2 separate regions of the Homo sapiens genome follow, and region 1 is linked to region 2. A link is a loop called in an ENCODE intact Hi-C map of the cell type or tissue named here. Cell type or tissue: gastrocnemius medialis. All regions are shown on one strand. Each heading gives the region's core, and the rest is flanking DNA. Links, peaks and the distances in the headings are about the cores only.

Region 1 (11,079 bases), core at 5,751-8,250, 67 kb after region 2:
CCAGATCTTGTTTGTTGAGACCAATTCTACTGAAAGTGGGGTGCAGGCCCAGGAGGGGATGCTGGGACACACCAGACTGAGAGCTTTGGGGGTAGCAAAAGATACTCCTGCACTCCTCTGTCTGCCACACCATCTTCAGCAACCACATTACCCTCTGAGGTCTTTTTTTTTTTTTTTTTTTTTTGAGACAGTGTCTCCCTCTGTCACCCAGGCTGGAGTGCAGTGGTGCGATCTCTGCCCACTGCACCTCCACCTCCTGGGTTCAAGCAATTCTCCTGCCTCAGACTCCTGAGTAGCTGGGATTATAGGCATGCACCACCATGCCCAGCTAATTTTTTGTATTTTTAGTAGAGATGGGGTTTCACCATGTTGGCCAGGCCGGTCTCGAACCCCTGACCTCAAGTGATCCACCCATCTTGGCCTCCCAAGATGCTAGGATTACAGGCGTGAGCCACCGCACCTGGCCTGAGGTCCTCTTATTATACCTACCACTAGGAAATGGCCCTCTTTTCTCTGGCTCTTATACTCAAGTTCACACAACCTGTCCAAAAGAACTGCCCTTGAAGTGAGCAGATTGAGCTGCTAGTGACCACACGTCCTGACAGTCCTGGTGGTTCACTGAATTCCTTTTTCTATTCTATTTTCCAGGTTCAGTTGTGTTTTGTTTGTGTGCGGGGGCGGTGGGGGGTGGCGGGGGGCGGGGAGTGAGTGAAGGGTACATTTGCCCTTTGTGGTGTTTGGGTTTTCAGGTTGGCTCTGGGTTTTTCCATCTTCTCCTCCAGCACAGAAGCATGGAGGGGCAGCTGAGTGCAATCCCAGCTGGCTTGTTCCCGGATGTCCTCTTTCACTGACTTTGGGGGAGATGTGAGGGAAAATATTTCGGAAGGCTCAGTTTCACCATCAGGCTTTCAAAGTCATCCTGAAGGAAACAAGCCAAGATAGCATACTTAACTTTTCTCTTTAATTTTTTGATTTTATTTTTAATACTGCGAAGTTCACACTGAAGTCCCTTAACATCTGGACTTCCAGCTGCGGGTGTTCTCCTCAGTTCCTGCTTCACACTAGCCCTCAAGCCTGGGTGGGTTTGAGGACAAGATGACAAGAGTCATGTCTGGTAGCAGTTAATTGGCTTGGACCATCAGGACTGGAGATTGAGCATCACCAGATGTGCCCCAGATTGAACAACATGGCTTCGCTCCTTTGAGCCTGCTCTGTCCTGGGACACTCTCCTCCTCTGTTCTCCCTGGGTCTAGCCCCGAGGGCTCCACGAGCTCTCAGCACCCTGGCTACTTAGAAAAGCCACATGTTGTGTTCTGTTAGAGATGCACTATGTCTTAAAGATGCATTCTAGTTTGCAGTGACAACTTTGATAGAAGTTTAAATTCTGGGGAAAAATAAAATATTTGACTATATTAAAAAGTAAAGCCTCAGTGGAGGATTTCACATTTCATGCCTTAGAAACGTGAAGTTCTCTGTGTAATCTAACAAGGATCTATTGCAGGTCGTGCAGATGAACTCCCCTTTTTTTAAGGAGTTCATAGTGCTTGGTGGGTAGAGACAGAAGCAGAAAAAATCCAAGGCAGCAGAAGGCAGTGTCCGAGTGCCTGGGAAGCTGAGCGCAGGAAGTCTAGGGCAGGGAGGATTCAGGCTGGAAATCAAGGAGGTTCTCCCAGAAGGCACCATCGTAAGCGTGAGGAGAAGACACTGTCTCTACCATCAGGGACAAGATTCACTCATAAGTTAAGCTGTCTAGATGTGTGACTTGGGTCTCCCTTAGTTCCATTTGGATTTTGCGGTGAGAGGACATGACCCACTGGCCGTCTCAGCTTCAAGAGATAACCCTGTGGTTCTCCCTGCCCTATCCTGTTTACCAAAGACCTCTTGGTTTCCAGGGCGTTGCCTCAACGGCCCACATACCTACAGCTCTTTGCTGGTTACAGAGCATCCTCACTGACTATCAGAGGCACAATTCAGCTGGTGGAAAGAGAGGGAACAGAGTTCCAAGGGAGAGCAGCATGACAGGCTTCCTGAAATTTGAGTACCCTCCTGTGCTGTTAAACATCTGTTTGCAGAACATCCTCTTTGATTAAGCCATTTGTCCTCCGTTTAAAGTATGAGGAGCCCCCTTGACCCCATATAAGCTGGTCATAAAAGAATGTTTTAAGAAAAAACTCTCTGAAGTAGAATTCTATTTACAGAAATGGAGTTTGAACACAGTCTCCCTATATAGCACTGGGTGAGGTGAGTGACACTCAAGGGGTCATGCTTGCATTTTGAAAGCAGCCACTTGCCTTTGAGGCACAAAGCATTTTAGCTACAGTAAGTAAATATTAGCCCTGGCTGGCTGGGAGATTGAGGAACAGAGAGGAGAGATGTATATTTTCTTCCTAGCCTCCTCTTCTGACCCAGCAGACCGCTTAATGTGAAGAGGCTGTTTAACAACAAAAGGAATTGTGCTATTGTTGTAAGGAGGAACTTTGAGGTTGCTGGAATGCTCATGAATATCCATGAAACTTATGCATATTCATAGCATGTGGGCGTGATTGACAGTCCACACCTGAAATGTTCCCTGGAGCATCCTCATAAGTCCTTTCAGTCATGATTATGGGCATCGCCCTGACTAGGTGGGCTCTGCAAAGACTGGGCTCCCTTAGGTGGCATTTGCCTGGAGGATCATCTGGGGTACTTGTCTTTCCATTTATGCGGAGCAGGGTGCCCCCCTCCAGGTTGCTCCGAGTCCTGCTTCAGAAAATAAGCAGTTATGGGGCAGCATAGTTGGTACCAGAAGCTAATACCAGTAATTGGTACCAGTAGCCACCCAGCAGCACTCAGGCAGTTCTCAGGGGCAGGGGCACTTCCTATCCTCCATCCGCTCAGCTCTGGGCCGAGGCCCCTGAACGTCGAGCTCAGGAAAGGTTTGTTCCTGTTACTGTGCATCAGCAACCCAGTTTGGGCTGCATTAATAAGAACAAGTTGGCAAGAGGTGGCCAAACCTGTGAATTAGATGCAGAGCTTTCTGCGGGATAGAAGAACAAATAATCAGGACAAAATATACTGTGATAAGGAGGCCTGCCCTTTTGTTTACTGACATGCATCTCTGCTCATGCTATTTAAAAAATGACTATTTCATTTGCAAGGTGATAAAAGAATGAATGGAAATTTACCTATGAGCACCTCTGTAATTGAGTGCCTATCTGCAGGATGAATAGTGGAAGGAAATTATCTACCATGGGCCAACTCTCTGCTTTCCTAGGACTGTGCATTCTATTCTTCCTGTTCAGTGGAGGACGTTGTCTACTCCACCAAATTAACCAAACACAGATAATGTTGTCAAAGAACGACTCCATTAGATTTCACAGACGTCCGACACCAAGACAAAAGCCTCTACCCTCGCAGCATTTCAACTTCAATTTTTTGCTACATGACTCAAAAAATAAATTTGTTTTGCGGGCCAGAGATGATGAGTTTGACAGATTTTTGGAATAGAAAATAAAAGAAAAGTTAGCAGTATTGGCTGGGGTGATTCCAGCAAATTTCATTAGGCGGTATCCCATACATGGGGATGCAGGCAACTTGGTGAACTGGAACCTTCTGATCGGGGGTTGGGGGGTCTGGCCCCAGCCTGACTGTGGTGTTAACTCAGTTTGCACATTCTGCCACATAGAGATGATGACACTGAGATTCACAACAGTGACCCAGAGCTGAGAAGTCTGGCAAGGAACTGAGGGCTGGTGCAGGGCTACACCCACAGTCTCCAAACAGTTCAAACTCAAAATGGTGCTCCAGTAATAGTACCATGGAAGTCTCAGGCATGTTGGGAGAACTGAGCAGAGCAGGGCACAGGACATCCTGGAGGTGGAACAGCTATCTGGGAGAGGAGAGCTTGGAAAAATTCTTCTCCCACAGTGCCACATGTGCTAATTTCAGCACTCATACACACCTTCAGGAAGATTTAAGTGATCATGTGATCTCTTTCTATTTATTTTCTTTTTACTGAAAAGATCATGCAATAACAGGGAATCTTAGGAAACAACCCCATCCTCTCACCACTCTGGATACGATAGTCACATTTCTGCACATTTCTTTTCATATGCACATGTGGTAGCTTGAGTTTTTTGTTCCCTCTTCTCCACCCTCTGGCTGGAGCATGGCACAAACCTTCCTTGTGGGGCATACACCAAGTTGGGATAGCTCAAGGGACTCTTGAGTGATGCAGCTGAAGGAGGGAGTGGAGGCGGAGGCTCTTTCCGGGTAATAGCGCATGGGGTTATGCCTAGGGTGGACTCCTGGCAGAGTAGGGGCATGATTGTCTGGTGCATTTTTGAATGTGGGACCTTCATTGCCTCCCTAGGGGCCTGGCTCTCAAGCTCAATGGGGAAATGGGCTGGGAAATGAGGGGAGGTGGGTGAAGTGGATGAAGGAGTACTGAGTCTGAAGACTGAGGAGGCCAAGAGAGGGATTCTGGGAGGGGCAAGCAGAGGGAATTAAGAAACCAAGGAGGCAGTGGGGTTGGGGCTAAGAGAGAGGTGGCATTAGGAGAAGGTTGCCTGAGGGGCTGTGAAGAGGGTCCCAACATGTGCAGTTCTATTTTTTTTTTTTTTTTTTTTGAGACGGAGTCTCACTCTGTCGCCCAGGCTGGAGTGCAGTGGCACGATTTGGCTCACTGCAAGCTCCGCCTTCCGGGTTCATGCCGTTCTCCTGCCTCAGCCTCCCGAGTAGCTGGGACTACAGGCGCCCGCCACAATGCCCGGCTAATTTTTTGTATTTTTAGTAGAGATGGGGTTTCACCGTGTTAACCAGGATGGTCTCGATCTCCTGACCTCATGATACACCTGCCTCGGCCCAACATGTGCAGTTCTGAGAGTCAGGAAGGGAGTGGAAGCCCCAGCCAAGGAGGGCTCCACACAGGTGACAGTGGGTGACTGGGTCTGGCATAAATGACTTCCCTGCACCCCTTTCTGGGTATCATGCAGATCAGTTAACAAGGAATCAGACTGTTTCATGGCTTGTTCTATTCTGCCCTTTTCAATGTTTAGGGGTCAGAGATATAGTTTTACTCCCTGTGTGTGTGTTTTCAGCCATAGTATACCCACTAGGTTAAGTTCACTTATCCTTGCTTGGTGTGATCCTATAAGGGTTTGCCGGGTTTTCAGTGACTGTACAGTCATTGGCTGTGCTGACTTGCTATGGTGTAGTGGGCACTGCACTATATCAGCCATGCAGTATCGTGGCAGGCCCTGAGGACAATGTGGCCAGGCAAGGCTTTTCTCCAAAGTGCCAGGAGAGACCCAACTTTTCCTTTGGGCCACTGTGGGGAGACTTTGGTCTTGTTGCCTTTATCCAGGATAAGGCCAAGGTCCTTTAGGGCATGGAGAACAGGAACCTTTCCAGGCATTTTGAGCAGAAAGGGATTGAATATAGGGATTTAGAGGCTTATCCAATTGTTGGAGGTGGGATGGGGGAAGCAAAATTCAGAAAGGCTACATTCAGGATTTGGAAATGTAAGCATCTTGTGGGAAGCTAGCTGATGATTTCAACTGCCTCCAGCCTTGAAGCAGGAGATTCGCAGAGGAAACCTGGAGGCCATTGGTGAAACCTCAACTCATTGGCTCATAGCTTCCACCTGAAAATCAGGGCTTCTCTTTCTCTTCTGCCCTCCAAATCTCACATGAGCGCCTCTCATTGGTATACTCTAATTGGAACCCTGCAGATATGGGACTCCTGGGATGTGGAAGAGGGTGTAGAAGAAGGCTCACTGATACCAGGTAGACAACAGACAGTTTGGCATGAGGGTCTTTGTAGCCCCAGTGCCTAGCATAGTGCCTGGCACAAGGTAAGGACTAAATACACAATTTTTGAAGAAATGAAGAGTGGGTGGGAGTACCACTTAGAGGAGCATCCCTACTCCACCCAGAAAGACCATGCTTCTGCCCCCATGTTTCTGCCACTTAGGGTGGGGTGAATAGTGGGTTTGCAGAGGACTTTTTCCCATTTGGGAGGAGAGACGGTCTGGGACTCCAGGAGGTGCTCTTGGACTTGGGGAGATGACAGTTGTGCCTCTTGTATTCCAAGCTTCCTAAGGTGGGGAAACAAAAGCCTGTAGTGGGAGGTATATCCCTGGGGGTTGGGTTGAAGTATAGAGGCGGGGCCCAACTGTGATTTCCCTTCTTCTAGCTTACTGTTGCCTGGCCAGCTCTTACATGCAGACTATAATCTTAGACACCTTAGACACTTGGCATGGAGTTGGAGGAGGTGAGTTTGCTCAGGTATGTGGGTCAATCTGGGGGAGTGTCTCAGGAAGAAAGCTATATTCATTGGTATTCTTGATTGTACACAACAGGCAAACCCCTCAAGCTGAAAAGGTTGTTTGACTCACAAAGTGAGACATTCAGGGGTGCTTGCCTTCAGGTAAGGTCAGATCCAGCAACACAAATGATGGTCTTTCTCTCTCCTCCTTCTCTTGGTTCTGCTCTATCTGATTGTTTGTTCATGTGTGAGTCTAATTCTCCCCTACTACAGGTGGGCTTCCTTCATATAGTCAGGGAAAATGGCTGCTAGCAACTCCAGGCTTACGTGGCCCCAGCTTGGCAGTCAGTGGAAAGCAAGCCTCCTCTCCACACCTATGTATATGCGCCTGGAAATGAGACGCCTTGCTAAGTTGTGTACACCTATACCAGTTACTGTGTTTGGGGAGATGTGGCACTGTAGTTCTTTCAGCTGGGCACAGCTGCCCACCTCTGTGGTGAGAGTCTGGGGCTAGAGGAGGGAAACAGTGACTGGTAGTCCCACAGGACCACAAGGAGAGCAGAAGGGATGGTTCCCCAAAGGAATAAAAGTTGCAGGTACAGCAATCTATTTTCAGAAATAAATAGAACAGGAAGAGGCTTGGGCTGGGATGATGGTGCTCTGTGCAGAGAACAAATGCCGTGTGAGGCCCTCAGTTTGGTCAGCATCATCTTACATGTGTGTAGCTGGGAGTCCAGCCAGGCCCTTTCCCAGCTCTGGTAAGGCTGGCCAGCGCCCTGCAGGCTGACTGGGGATGACGGCGGCTGGACTCCTCCCTGGAGCATTACAAAGGTTCTTGCTTCCTTCAGTGATGTTGTATTTGCCATGAGCTTATTTTCAATGTCATATTTGGTTTTTCCCTGGATACTGTGTCTGAAGATAACGACCTTTCAGCTGCATGGGTTTTATGTTGAAAACACCCCATCCAGGAGTGATCCAAACATTCCCTCTCTCTCCTCTTTCCTTGATTCCTTAGTTCCCATCAACCTCCTCCTTAGGAATTGCAGAATTATGCATCGATTTGGTCAATATTTACTGAAAACCTACGGTGTGCCAGGCCCTGGAGATTAATTGTAAACAAAATCAGTCCAGGCCCTTACAGAGTTTAAAAGTCCACCGGGGAAGTCAAGTGTTCAACCCAAAGACATTACCCAGTTGGTTAACATATTACTTAGCAGCAATGAGCTAAGTGCTCTGAAGGAGAGGCACAGGTGTTCAGATTAGCTCAGGACTGACCTAGTCTGTGGGGCAGGAGGCTCCCTTGAGAAGGGCACAGTAGGCTGAGAGAGGAAGGATGGGCTGGATTTTGGATCTTGATGAGATGAAAGGAGTAGGGAGCAGGGAGGTGTGTTTGCATGCCCAGGCTCTGACCAGAGAGCACAGGGCTGCTGGCTGGAAGGGGCAATGACTGAGGGTCTCCACTTGCCACCTCCAGCTCGCCTGGGAGTATGAACTTGGTTCTGTCCCACTAGAGCCCTCAGTGGAGAGGATCAGAGGAATGGGTACTGTCTGGCTCCCCCATGCCTCCTCTTGTCTCTTCAGCCCCAGATAACTTGGAGGGGAGGAAGGGGTTCCCCTAACTGCACCTGGGCTGAACCCCTCGCATCAAGGCCCTGGCTGGCAGTGGGGCGGGGACACCGCTGTGGTTATGCTCACTGCAGGATGGCCTCCCTAACTGCTTCATGAGGCAGAAAGAAAGGAGGCTAGGCTGTTGTGCAGGTGAGAGATGGTGGCTGCTACAGGAGGCTGAAGCGGCAGAGGTGGTACGGAGCGTCAGATTCAGGATGTGGTTAAGAGGTAAAGCCAACTGGTCTCATGGATGGAATTGGTTTGGGACACGGTGGTGTGGAGAGAGAGAGGAATGAAGGGTGATGGCAAGGCTTGTGGCCTGGGGAGATGGTGGTGCCACTGGCTGAGGTGCAGAAGGCTGGGAAGAAGCTGATTGGGAGGAAATAAACACGTGTTCTTCGGCATTGAGTTTGAGGAGATGCCTGAAAAGCAGTTGGTCTCTGGGTCTGGGCTGGAGACACAGGCATGGAAGCTGTTGGTTCAGAGACAGTGAGCAAAGTCGCAGCAGTGGGCACCAATGTGTGGGGTCAGGATGGACCAGGCCTGGGGCCCGAGGAACAGAAATATCTGGAGGTCGGTGAGAGGAGAAGCAACCAGAAAACGGAGAAACCCGACCAGGTGAAGGCGACAACCTGCCTGCGATAAATCATGCCAGTGCTGCCGGGCTGCAGATGTGTACTTCGAGGACCCCCGGGTGCCAGGGCCTGTCGTGGCAGCGTGATGGATGAAGGCTGCTCCCCACCTCCCCACCTCCCCACCTCCCACCGGTGCCTGCTTCCTGCCACCACCAGGCAGTCCCTCAGGAATAGAGATATAGCTGAGCAGCTTTGCCATGACAGCCTTTTAAAAGTGACTTCTAAAACTTCTTATAATTGTTGACTAAAAGGCACATTGCTCCAAAGGCTCTGTTTGTGGTGGAAGAAGGAAAGTCATTTTAGAAAAAATGTCTGGGGAGGTGAAGCATTCGAGTAAATTGGCCAGGCAGCATTTGTAGCTCCGGGCTTATATTTCAAAAGCCATTAAAAGCCCCTCAAGAAAGGGCTGCGAAGTAGTTATTTTGAGAAAGTTGGTCATTTGCAGGGGGAGGGGAAGGAGAAAATGCCAGCTTGCAGGGCAGTGGGAGGAGGAAGCGGTTGGTCCCTGTTCCCCTTAAGCAAAGCTTGTCCAACCTGTGGCCCAGGATGGCTTTGAATGCAGCCCAACACAAATTCATAAACTTTCTCAAAACATTATGACATTTATGCACCGACCTTTTTTAAAGCTCATCAGCTATCGTTAGTGTTAGTGTGTTTTATGTGTGGCCCAAGACAATTTTTCTTCTTCCAATGTCGCCTATGGAAGCCAAAAGATTGGATACCCCTGCCCTAAACCTTGGTGCAAGACTGCCTCACCAGCCTTGGCCAGGAAGGTGGTTCCTCCCTGTCCCCTCCCTGAGTACTGTCTCTATCCCATCTGCATCTCTTTGCCCTTGCTTTGACTGCCCCCCAATATTTGGAAGGACTGCTTCTCAGCACCAACCTTTCCAAAATAAGCCTGTTTTGTAAACTCCTTTCCCTAAATCATCCTGGACTCTGATAGCTACCTGAATTCCTGCAGCCCATATGGTCTACATGCCCCACACTTTCCTCTGAACTCCTGTTGTCCATGACAACTGCATGGGCTGGGACGCCGCGTGCTGATGTTTCGTGCAGGTCCCTGGCTTTCCTCCAGCAGGCAGGGATGTATGCTGAGAGAGAAGGGTGCTCAGGTGCTGCAGGGGATGAACTGCAGAACATCACCAGGTGCCTTTCCTCCTTGAGAAGTGTGGGGAGTTGGTACATGGCACGTGTCGCATCTCTGTTGTGGCCTTGTTATGTTTTTTGTGGGGCTACTGTAGCAAACACAGGCAGGAGGATAAATAGTGTGGTGCACATGTGTGCAGTCTTTGGCTTTTCTGTGGTTGTCAAGGTGAGGGCAGCTAGGCAAGCTGGGCCAGGAGGGGGAGGCGTTACCAGCTGCAGCCTGGGAGAGAGATGAGATGGGTAAGAATTTGCAGATAGCACACAACCATCTCCTGCTGGGGGCAGGGTAGGAGGAGAGACGTTGTGGCTGCCAGCCACAGGTACCCCATGTCTCTGAGTCTGAGTGGGCTCCCAGGGCCTGCCTCAGAGCCCTGTACCTAGCGTGGGGTTGCAGACAGGTGGACTTCTGGAAGGGCAGAGTGGCTCACCTGTCAGGAGCTCGGAGGTATGGAGATGAGAAGCAGTGTCTGTGGCTTAACCCATCTTCAGTTCTAGAATTTTCCTGAGTCTCTGAGCACCGTGGGATGCTTTAGTGACCTCATAAGTTCTTTTCTGCTGAAACTAGCTTGAATGGGTGCTGGTCACAGTGGGCCATTTTCAGAGTGCCAGACCAGAAAGGTCTGCAGGGATGGCTCACCCCTGGTGTTGACTCCCCCACTAGGTTTCATCTCTGGGCCTGGTGCCCACGGGGTGCTGGGAAGATCCCAGTGTTAGAAGACCTGTGAACATTAGCTTACATGCCCAGGGGAAGAGGGGCACGTGGAACCCAGGGAAGCTGGTGTCTCGCCAGTCAGGGGTGGCTGGCTAGATTCTTTCTCCCTGTCTTCCCTCCTTCTTTCCTTTCCTCCCCACCTCCTTTCCTCTCTACCTTCCTCCCTCTCTCCTCCCCTCTAATTCCTTCCCTTCCCCTCTCTCTCCCTCCCTTCCTCCCTCCCTCCCTCCCTTCCTCCCTCCCTCCCTCCCTTCCTTATCCTCTCCTTCCCTTTCTCTCTCCCTCCCCTGCCTCCATTAATAAATTAATTAATGTGTCCTAGGCCCACCGTAGGAGGCTGGGGATACAATGACTAAGGTCTGTGCCTTCAGGGTGGGGGAGGCAGACAGAACCGACAGCTACTTGGTAGGCATGGGGGTGATGGGTTTGGGGAGTACAGGGCTGTAGGAGCCCACAGAACTGAGCGGGGACGAGAGGCTTTCTAAGATTTCGGTTGTCCCTTGATGTTCTCGGTTATGGCTGGGTATGGCCACCGCAGGATGTCGTGAGGTTGTCTAGGTCAGAGCCCTGTGCATGAGGATTGACTGGGAGAGAAGCGGGAGCCCAGTACCTGTACATGGCGTCCCTTGTTTCTGTTTCAGCTCTCCCTTAGTTAAATGCAGTTTGGTGTCTTTTTTTTTTTTAAGTTTTTTTTTCTAAATCTAGTCTTACAGCTTAGCTAACATAAAACCA
Region 2 (11,079 bases), core at 3,295-5,794:
ATTTGAGGGTCTCCTCCCATCTCCTCACTCAGTGCTCTGTGATCATTAAATTCTTTCTCTGCCACAAACCCTACTGTCTCAGTATATTGGTCTGTTACTGAGCAGCAAACACAGGAACCTGTTGGTCCTATAACAACAATACATTTTGGAGATATTGTCCTGCCAACACCTTACCCTTTTTAACTGTTGCACACTATTCCCTGTGTATTTACTATAGAACGTATGCCAGTAATCATGAAGGTGCAAATTTAAAAAGAAGAAATGCAATTTTTTCACCTGGCAGTTTGGCAAACATTAAAAAGATTGCTATTGTCAAGTGTCAGCAAGGATAAGGGAGAACTCTGCATCCCTGCTGGTGGCAGTGTATGCTGGTACAGCCTTTGAGGGGGCAATTTGGCAGTATCTATTAAAATTTAAATCAAGTACACCATTGTCCCAACCACTCAGCTTTCAAGATCTCTGGCCTAGAGAAATACCTGCATACATGAGCAAAGAGGCATGATATTTGCCGTAGCACTGTAACAGTGCACCATTGAAACAGCCTGTTTTCTTTCTTGGTCTTGTCTGTCAGCTGACTAATAAGTTCCAGAGGCCAGGAGCTGGGTCCTTGGCTGTTTCTCAGCCTCGAAGGGGATGCAGATCTGACTGCATGCCAGGAGATCAGCAAACACTTTCTGGTTTTTTCTTCTTTAATATTCTATCCAGGTTCTGTGTATATAGGTATCAAAACAGAATACTGAAAACAAACAAACAAACAAACAAAACCAAAATAGAACTACTGGGCTTGTAATGAAAGATGGTAGTGCCCCGTCCCCTCACCCCCTGCTCCCATCTCCCGGGTTTCACCTGTTTTCAGTGTTTGAGTTTTTCTTGTATTTTCTCTGTATTTTTATGAAACTTGATGTAACTGCTATGTTTTTATTTTTTTATTTTCCACTTTAGAGATGATCAATTGACTTCCCTTTGTGGAAGGGAAGGCTTTTTTACTGGTATTACCTGCACAGCCTCCCCCATGGCCCCCGCAATCTTCCCCTTCCCCTGGCCTCTTGAGAATGTTAAATCTTCATTTTGGGCTAAGTCAATATTCAATGTTTACATTATTATGACTATGTAGCCATTATTCACAGCGAGCCATATGTAGTACTGTGATTATATTTTTCTTTCTTGTACAACTTTTAATTTTCTCAGAAGTTAATAATTGCCCCATTTCTTTTCATTTGTTTGTTTTATAGGTACCAATTACAAATTATTTCCCAAACTCCATGACAGAACTGAAAATCTCTGAATATTTCAAACACCTCAGGCAGTCTACTTGTTTTATTTGTTTTCTTATTTTTCAGACAGCCCTGCAGAGCCTCCCAGCCCCACCTCTGTCTAGACTGCTGTTCTCTAGCAGGTTTTCAATCTAGAATTTTGTCACCATCAACCAGGGCATTCCCTGGACCCTGGATTCCATTTTTTTCGGATCATGCTTTTTCTTGGATCTTTCTCTTCTTTGGGGGAAAATATTTCTGGTAACTTCCTGAGAAAGGGTGAAAAGGTGGTAAGTGTGTTTGAGACCTTGTTTATCTGAAATGTCTTTATTCTAGCCTCATATTTGATTGACAGTATGGCCGACTCTAGATTGTAAATCATTTTCCCTCAGAAATTTGAAGGCATTGTTCCATTGTCTTCTAGTTTCCATTGTTGTTGAGACATCAGATGCCTTTCAGATTCCAAGGTTTGTATTTGAGCTGCTTATTTTCTTTGGAAGCTTTTAGGATTTTTCTCCATTTCTGTGTTCTGCATTTCATGATTATGTTCCTTGGGATATTTTTGTTTTCTTTTTTAGGTATAATTCATGGTGCCATGCACTTGGAGAATCCATAAAATCTTGAAATACAGTCCCTTTAGTTCTGGAGCAGTGTCTTATATTATTTTTTATAACTGCATCCTCTCTGTTTTATTTTCTTTTTCTGTAACTCATTAGTTGAATGATGGACCTCTTAGATTTATCCTTGAATTTACTTATCTTTCTTATTGTCTACTTTGCCCCTAATTTTAATGGAGATTTTCTCTATTTTTCAAACATTTTATTGATAAAAACATTTCTGCTCTCATATTTTTAATTTCCAAGACCGTTTTTTTTTTTGTGAATGTTCTTTTGTTCGTTTTTGTTTTTTGTTTTGTTTTGTTTTGTAAGAACTGCCAAGCTGTTTTCCCAAGTAGCTGTAGCATTTTGCATTCCCATCAGCAATGAATGAGAGTTCCTGGCACTCCACATCCTCACCAGCATTGGTGCTAATGTTCTGGGTTTTGGCCATTCAAATAGGTGTGTGGTATCTCATTGATTCAATTTGGAATTTCCTTCCTTCCTTCCTTCCTTCCTTCCTTCCTTCCTTCCTTCCTTTCACAGGGTCTAGCTCTGTCACCTAGGCTGGGGTGCAGTGGCACAATCAGGGCTCACTGTAGCCTTGGCCTCCTGGGCTTAAATGATGCTTTTGCCTCAGTCCTCTGAGTAGATGGGACTACAGGCTACTTAAAAAAAAATCTTTTTTTGAGATGAGGTTTCACCATGTTACCCAGGCAGGTGTTGAACTCCTGGTTTCAAATGATCCTCCTGCCTTGGCCTCCCAAAGTGCTGTGATTACAGGCAAGAGCCAAGTAATAACAGTGCTTGGCCAAATTTGTAATTTTTTTTAATGACATATAATGTAGGGCACCTTTTTATATGCTTATTTGGCATAGCTTTGATGAGGTGTCTGTTGAGGTCGTTTGTCCACTTTTCAGTTGAGTTGTTTATTTTCTTATTGTTGAGTGTTAAGTTCCTCCTGTTTTCAGCCCCACCTATGTCTCTGCCTTCTGAGGAAGTTGGTGCTCTCTCAATTCCTGGGTTTTCTGGATTCTGAATGGACTCACTCATGCAAACTGAGGCTTAGGTTTCAGCTCCTTCTGATCTGCTAAGTCAGCTCTTGCGTCTGCTTTTCAGCATCCAAAGTCTTGTTGATATAACTTGTTTTCTACCATGTTCTCTCTTCTTTGTCCTTGTGGGTTTCTGTCACTTTAAGATACTGCTATTTTAGAGGAATTTTTTTGGGAGATGGGGATTGATATCAGTTTGTACTCCCATCGGCGACGTATGAGTGGCCTGTTTCCCCACACCGGTAGCATGTGTTCTCAACCTTTTGGGTTCTTGCCAATATGGTGGGTGAAAAATGATTCTTGTGTCTCTATTTAAGAGCTAAGAAACCATTCTGTTCCCAGGAGCCTCTCTAGCAGACTTGTTCTCCTGAGCAGTGTCTCCTTGGCCAGAATTTTGCTAGTCATCAGCAAAAGGAATGCAACTGCCCTAATTGGTTTAAGGTTAATCCAGCTTCACATCCTGTTGTGGGGCTGGGATACAGGCCAGCCTTCTTGCTGCATGGATGCCTGGACAGCACCAGGGTTCTGTTAGCAAGGGAGATGTGGTTTGTGGTTGTGTGTCTGTGACTGTATTCCTGCTCTACCCACCTGCTAGGGGCCTTGGCCTCCAACCTGTGCCTCCAAGGTCAGGCAAGGCTGCTCTTAGGTGTCCCCATTCTCATGTGGTCAATGCCACTTGGCTGCCTGTGATGAGAGAATGGTTTTTGGTTGTGGAAATAGCCTGTTTGATGATCAGATCTAAGATATTCGTTGTATAAACCAGGTAAGGGAAGAATCTAGGCTTTAGAACTGGGCAGACTGGGTTCAGATCCCCACTCTACCACTTATTAGCTATGTGACTGCTTAACCTCTCTATACCTCAATTTTCTCAGTAGTAAAACTGAGCCAGGAACTTCTATCTCAGTCCTCATCAGGAGACTGAGAGGTTTGTCTATAGCATGTCCAGCCCAGGGCCTGGCACATAGTGAGTACTCAGCAGGGGACCACCCTGACTCAGGTCTTCCACCTTCCAGAGGGCAGGGAGAATTCTACCAGCTCTGCCCTGGGTCATGAACTCATGGGGGATGGTGATGGGGAGGCTCAATTGTCCCTGTGTCCCCAGACTGAGCACATGGCCAAGCTCACAGAAGGAGCTCAGTCTCTTCTTGTTGAGTAAATAAGACAACAGCAATAAATTAGGGCAAAAGCAGCTGCTGCACATCCTAACAGCGTTCGGCATTCTCGGCCATATTGAGGGAGAATTTCCCCAGATACCAATCTGTATCGAATCATTTACACATGCCATGCCTGCTGATGACTCGCGCTGTTTATCTACAGCATCAGCTCCATATTGATTTATCAATGCCCATTTTGCACAAGGATCAATAGCTTAATTGTATCTCGGGCCAACATGGGGAATACAACCTGTTTGCGATGTAGAGAGCAGGCCTGAGTTGAGAGCTGCCAAAGCCTTTGTTTGCTCCTTGTGAGTCTTCCTGCACACAGTGCAGCTTTAATGGCCAGCATCCAAGTCCCGAGTGACCAGCCATCGTCACTGTGCTGGCCGAGGACCGTTACTTCACCCAGAGGTCAGGACCAGGAGGGACCTGGCAGCTGTGTTGGGTGTGTAAAGAGATCTGAGTGGATGAGGAAGAGGGCTTTGCCTGCTCATGGCCAGTCATCTGGTGGGAAGTGTTGGGGGTCTGTAGCTGACCTGGGCTTCTGTCTTGTGACTTATCCCATGGTGGATGTCACCCCATTTAGCTCTGCCTCCTTGGTCATTTCTCTTGCAGATTGAACATCTCGGAGCAGGGATGCGTTTTGTCTTGTCTGTTCCCCCAGGGTCTGCCACATACAGAGTAAGGGCTGGCTGAATGCTTGAGAATAAAACACACTGTTTTCTACTTTTTCTTGTGGCGATTTTATTAATAGCGGGTCTGCGAGAAGGTGGTGAGGCTCGGGCAGTAGGTGGCGCTCTGTCAAAAGTCTGAGATCCAAGCCCAGGCAGGAAAGCCCGTCGCACGCAAGGGCTTCGAGAATCTACCCAACTTCAAAATTAAACAGGAAATGATGATAAAGCGTTTCGTATTTTAAAAATCTTGACATGATATTGAAAAGCTTTATTTTATAAATGTTAGGGAATTTCGATCAATCAAGTAATATAATATCCATTTATTAAGTACCTACTAAGTGCCAGGTACGGTATTAATTAGCGTATTCATTCTGATGGAGCCTTCCTTTTTATGTAACATGTCACCCATCGCCCCCATCTAATATTTCTATATTACTTACCTTTGAGAGGAATACATTGATGAATTGCTCTATTAAAAGAGAATAAAGATATTTAAAGTCTTTAATGGGAGAGGAATCACAAAGGAGTTTTTAAGATTAACTTAGAATTGTATAGAACGTTCAGCACATTATGCTAATTTTTTTTTGGAAGTTGAACAGCTTAGAGGGGAAAAGAATCAGCCTGTTCCCATCTTGTTGCAGAAGCTGGGTAATCTATGTCTCATCAATGTTAACAAATATACCCCCTAATAGCATTTTGTGTTCTTAACAGTGAGAAATGCTTCCCTGGAAAATATTATTAGCACTTATGTTATCTTACAGATTACACTCTTGATCAACGAGGGTCCCAGTAAAAATATAATGGCAGATTGCAGCTGATGGGCTTTCTGTTTTTATGTTAGAGATGTCATTATTTTGCAAAGTTGAAAGTATTTGAAAATGCACACAGGCACATGCATGCATGTGCACACACACACACACACACACACACACACACGCATGCATACATACCCCCTCCCTTCCCCACCCCCTGCCCCACACCTACCAGAGCCCAAGTTGGCTAAGAGCGTGGGGCTGGGACGGGTTGTAGTTTGCAGGTCCCAGACAACTTCCCTTCCATGTTAAGAAAGTTGGGGGAGCAGGCAGAGCATGGAATGGAAATGGTGCTACCTTCCCCAGGATGGTACTGGCCCGGCTCTCACCCTGAGCTCTGCATACTTGCTCACTGGCCATCTTCCAAACTGGGCTGTTGGCTCCATGAGGACAGGGTGCAGCGTGTCTGGTTTCTGCTGTTCCCTCAGCACCCAGCACTGTGCCTGGCACACCTAAAGGCCTCAGTAACCCTGGATGAGCCGAGGTACTAATATTTAATGTACAGGACAAGTGATCAGAGAGGCGGGCTAAATGTCACCCAGGGACCCAGCGAGCAGCTCCCCCACTGCCTGGGCCACCTTTTGAGGTCATGAACAGGATCCCAGGCTCTGGCTGTACTTGAGGGCAGGACTGTGGCCTTGGAAAGCTTACTGTAAGGACGAGCAGATGGCAAGATCTGCCTGGACTGGGACTGAGTGAGCTGGAGACGGCTTCTGGAGGAAGTGGGGCAAGTTATGAAGAAGAGGAGGGAAAAGTCTGAGAGCAAGAATGAGATTAGGGTGTGTGTTGCAGGCCTGAGGATAGGGCAGGGCAGGGAAGAACCTGACTTGATGCGAACCCAGGCTTCCGGGCCCCAAGGGATCTAAGTTCAAGGCTCCACTTTCCATCCCTTTTATCCTTGGAGGAGTGCTTTGGGCTTTTCTCCCCCCAGGAGCCTCTTCTCCTTTCTCAAAGGACCATTTCCCATCTGCAAAGTAGGGCATGCGGTCAGCTGTGTCTCTGCAGACTGTAGTGCTGGCCATCAGGGAGTCTGTGGACATGTTTCCACCTGTGTGTTCACCATGTGTGTCATGAAGTAGCTGCTGCATTTCCCTGAGGGTGGCTGTGTGTGCTGAGCAGGGAGGGAACTCCCCCAAGGAGCTCACAGTCCAGTGGAGGAAACAGAATCGGCTCATGGGATTATGTGGTTCAAGCGCCACTTCAGGAGTCTCATCCTTAAGTCTTTGTGTTCCCAGACCAAGTACACAGCTTGGGCCTCAGCAAGTCCTAATCTCAGTGAATCGAAGAAAAATCATAGGGGTGTTGGGGACTAAGAGTAGGGGCTGGAGCTGAGCCACTTCTTACTAGAAGTATGGGCAGGGTTGATAAACAGGAAGGGGAATGGCATTCTGGGCTGAGGCAGTGGCAAGGACAAAGGCTCAGAGATAGGAAAAGACGACAACGTTAGGAGTGATCCAGGCTGTCTTGCATGGGGTGCAAGAAGAGGGGCCAGTGCCTTTGAGGTCAGATCACAGGGGGCCTGAGAGGCCAGAGCAAGGTGTCTGCACTTGCTCCTTCTCTGTCTCTCTGCTTGGGGATTCTGAGCAGGGTATGTCCAAAAGGGGGTGGCATCCTGTAGGCAGAACTATGGAGCCCTCTGAGGTTGGAGCTGCTCCCCCACCTGGAGGGCTGAGCGGTTGGAGAAGGGATTGGAGGACAAGGGGCTCCAGCCTAAAGCTTGAAGCCAGGGAGGGCTAGCCTCTCACCTTGCAGATGCTGAAAGGGACACTACACCTTATTCTGGAAGGAAAAGCAGTACCTGGGGAGTGTGACGTTGGCTTTCTGGGTTTCCGGCAGGGCCAGGGGCTGCCTTATGGCCTTTCACCCCCTCAGCCGGGGATGGAGCTCAGGCCTCCGGGATCTGTGTGAGTCCAGGACGGGGCAGTCTCTAGGCCCAGGCAGTGTACACAAAGAGGGGAAAGTGAGGACAGATACTGCAGACCCCATGGGTCCCTCACATCCCTGTGGCCCCAGGGTATGGCCTCTGCATCTTCTACAGAGCTGCCAGGGTACGCTTATCCTGATGGGGGCTGTGTTGTAGGAGATGGGCCAGTAAGGGGTGGCAGCCAGTGGGTAGGCTGCCAGGATTTTCTGGGCTCTGGGGAGTGCTGTCCCTGGCTCTTACGGGAGGGAGGCAGGGAAGAGAGGCTATGCTGCTTATGGAGGCTCACGCTCTCTCTCCTTCCTCGGGTGAGAAGCAAGCCCAGGCAGCAGCGCAGCAAGGAGGAAGAAGACCTCAGTGCTGTCTGAACTCTGTGCCCCACTCCCTTGGGGAAAAAGTTGAGTATCCTATTAAATTACAGCTCTGCAGAGCTGTGCATATATTTAAGAGTGAGGCACTAAAGCGTGGAATAGAAGAGTGTGTGTGTGTGATGTGTGTGCACGCCTGTGCTCTGTCTAGCAGTGGGCTTCACTGCAGAGGGTAATTGGATTTGAGGGGTATCATATCTTTAGTTTCCTAAAAATGCTGCAACAAATGACTATAAACAGTTCTGGAAGCCAGAAATCTGAAATCAAGGTGCAGGCAGGGCCGCCACCTCCAGCTGCTGGTGGCTCCTAGTGTCCTTGGGTCATGGCAGCACAACTCCCGTCTCTGCCTCTGTCTTTACACGACTGCCTTCCCCATGTCTCTCTCTGTCCATTTTTTGTCTCTTATAGGGACATTCTCATTGGATTAGGGACCAGCCTAACCCAATATGATCCCGTCTTGGTTTTTACCTCAACTATTAATATATCTGCAAAGACTCTCTTTCCAAAGCAGGTCACATTCTGAGGTTCTGAGTGGACATGACAACCCACCAGAAAGGGGGACCCTTGTCTGTCTGTATCTATAAGTCTCTTTTCTTGAGGTTGTAATCTTCCTGTGAGCCAGTTCACCAAGGTTATCAGAACTAGGCAAGGAGAGGGGCTGGGACTCTTGCCATTTGGTAAGTAGACTTCCACTTCATTTATCTTTAGGATGAGCCCTGCACTCAGCTGGGCCTGGGGTCCCAGAAAGCAGCCCTTGGGGACCAGCCTGTCTTGAGGGCAAATTTCCAGCCTGCCAGAGACAAGTGGGGAGGTGGGTGTGGTGAGCAGCTCTCAGCTGTACAAAGCAAGGAGGGCACTGGGGATCCAGTGCTTCTTCCACAGATTTCCAGCAGCCCCTCATTGTGCAGTGCCACCTTCCCCCACCTCTCACAGGCACTTGGGCCTCTCATTCCAGAGCCCGGGTGGCATTGAGGAGGTTGCAAATCAGCTGCTTCCAGACTTCTCCACTGCTGGCTTCGCCTTGGCTTTCCCTGGTCGGCTATGTCAGTCACTGTTTACCCATCTGCTTTCCAGCTGCCTAAATTTGGATGCCATTTGCCTCCTATCCCATTCACATCTTTGTGGGCGTCACCCTTTTACTGTCTCTTTCTAAAATCTGCCAGTGGGCTCTAATCACATTCAGAATGAAGCCTGGACTCTTACCACCTTCTTCTGGGCCTGTGGGAGCTGCTGCTGCCGCTGCCTCCAGCCCTCTCCTACCCTGAGCCTCCTCACACACCACATGCCTGCCTCCAGGGTCCTCAGCTCATCCTTCTCATCCTCTCTCCTGAAAAAAGTCACTCTTTGGAAAGATCTTCCTGACCTCCCTCCCATTAATCTTATTGCTGTGCCCCATGCTGCCCAGCAATACTTTGTCTTTCTATATCTGGCTTGTCCACTCATCCCTCCAGACTCTGCACCCCTCGCCACCTGCTCTGGGCTGGGAAGCTCCCATGCATGGGCCACACCACGGGGCTCCCTTGCCTCCAGCATCCTGTTGTGTTCATTCAGTGCGGGCACAGGCCAGAGACTGGAGGGTGGAAAGAAAGAGAGATGGGCGTGTTTATACATTGATCCCTGTGTCCCTTTGAGGAAGGCCTCAGCCCCCGTCAGGGGGTTCTCTCTATGCAGTTCCCCTCCCAGCATTCCAGAAACTTTGCCCTTCCCTTGACTCTCAGGCTTATAGGTCACTGCTTCCTCCTTAAGTACTGCCTTACACACACTTTAATCAATAGCCCCCCCTCCAAGTAGCAGGTCTGATGGTGCCATTACTTTCTGACTAGGACTCCTACCTACTTTTCTTTTAAATTTATTTGTTTACTATTCATCTCCCGTTCTAGACGATACATTCTGAGGGGACCAGCACTGTCTGGTTTACTGCTGAATTCCCAGGATCTGGCACACACAGGGTGTTCAATAAACATCTGTCAAATGAACGTGCACACCCACGCATGTGTGCCTACCTACAGACACGAGCCTGGGTGTACATGCAGACGTATCCATACACCAGAAGTCTCTGCAGGCTCTGGCAGCTTGGGGCCTTCAGATAGTTAGGAACAGAGGTTGCTCCTGAGCAAGTGTGCCTGGAACTTCGTGACCTCCTTCCATTTATTTGTGATCCAGTTTGTGGAAGCCACCAGTGTTCCTACAGTGTGGCCACACTGTGTCAGCTTAGCCTCTCTAGGCTTCAGCTTCCCTGCACAGGGATAGCAGTACCTTCTCTGTGACCACCTCCCTTGGTGATCCACGAGCTTATGCGCCAGCTTCTCTTGGTCTGTTGGTGACCCCTGGAGGTCACAGTGTCGAATGTGGGATGTGCCAGGTCAGCTGTGGCAGCTGGAGGAAGGTCGCAGGAGTCTGGAGGGACTTGACCAGGAGTGAGGATGGAGAGAGACTCCATGAGGATTTATGGTGTCAAAATGCCTTCTCACTAAGTGTTTACTCCAGGCTATAGTCAAGTAGCTGGTGGGTCTAGTTTTCCATGGAAGTTATATCCAAAAGGGAAGTGAGGCTTGGGAGAAGTCAGCTGGGCAGCCAGCCACTCAGAAATGATGCCCTGCTCAGCTGGGAGGCTGGAGAGGGACAGATGAGCCTCCATGCTGGGGAAAGAGTTGAGGAAAGCAGTGACCCCCTCTGGTTGTTCCCCTCCTCCACTTCTCTTCCTTCTGCAGATTTCTCTTCTCCCTCTCTATCTCTCTCCTGGTCTGCCCAAGAGAGCCTAGAAGTTTCCGGAAGGTTTCTTGGGGAGTCTAGGATATGAGGCTCATTCTCATTGAGGCTTTAAAAGGAGGCCATCAAACCTGTCTGAGATCAGGTTTCTACTACATGTGTGGAATGTCGAAGCTGATGATAGTCTATGAAAATTCAATAAACCTTGAAAATGGCATCAGGGTTTATGTCTGTAATTTAAAATAACAGATACCAAGAAATTGTTTCTCATTTATCTCTACTGCTGAGATGTTGGCACCAAAGAGACTTCATTAAGTGTAGATTTTTTTTTAAGTAAAAAATAGTGTCATTTATCTCAATCAGTGACATATATGGGAGGTGCTGATGGTTGTGTTTAATAATACCTAACCAACAAAAGCCCCAGTTCTTTTCACAGTTTGGGACAAGTAAATGGATATGCCAAAATTGCTTCACAGTGGGAGAGGCACAGAAACTTATAAAGCCTCATTCTGATATAAAAGTGCCACTTTTGGTTTG

Evidence for each region. Peaks named below come from ENCODE experiments on the same cell type or tissue, not always from the same donor. Only the 100,000 strongest peaks of a DNase experiment are listed, where the experiment ranks them.
Region 1: a loop joins it to region 2, with 7 times the contacts of the local background. A loop is called at or near these places in 2 of 110 quality-filtered maps.

What each region holds. Positions count from the first base shown.
Region 1 is chr5:133,798,471-133,809,549 of GRCh38, reverse strand. It overlaps a transcript of FSTL4 not described here. Among named protein-coding and RNA genes, the nearest start is that of WSPAR, 110 kb to the left of the region's middle. In gastrocnemius medialis, for the core only: no CTCF peak of the experiment used is centred there; a DNase peak (open chromatin) is centred at 6,979; H3K27ac peaks cover 1,388 bases.
Region 2 is chr5:133,863,127-133,874,205 of GRCh38, reverse strand. No RefSeq gene overlaps it. Among named protein-coding and RNA genes, the nearest start is that of WSPAR, 45 kb to the left of the region's middle. In gastrocnemius medialis, for the core only: CTCF peaks have their summits at 4,646 and 4,847 (motif pointing right); DNase peaks (open chromatin) are centred at 4,445 and 4,855; H3K4me3 peaks cover 632 bases; H3K27ac peaks cover 826 bases.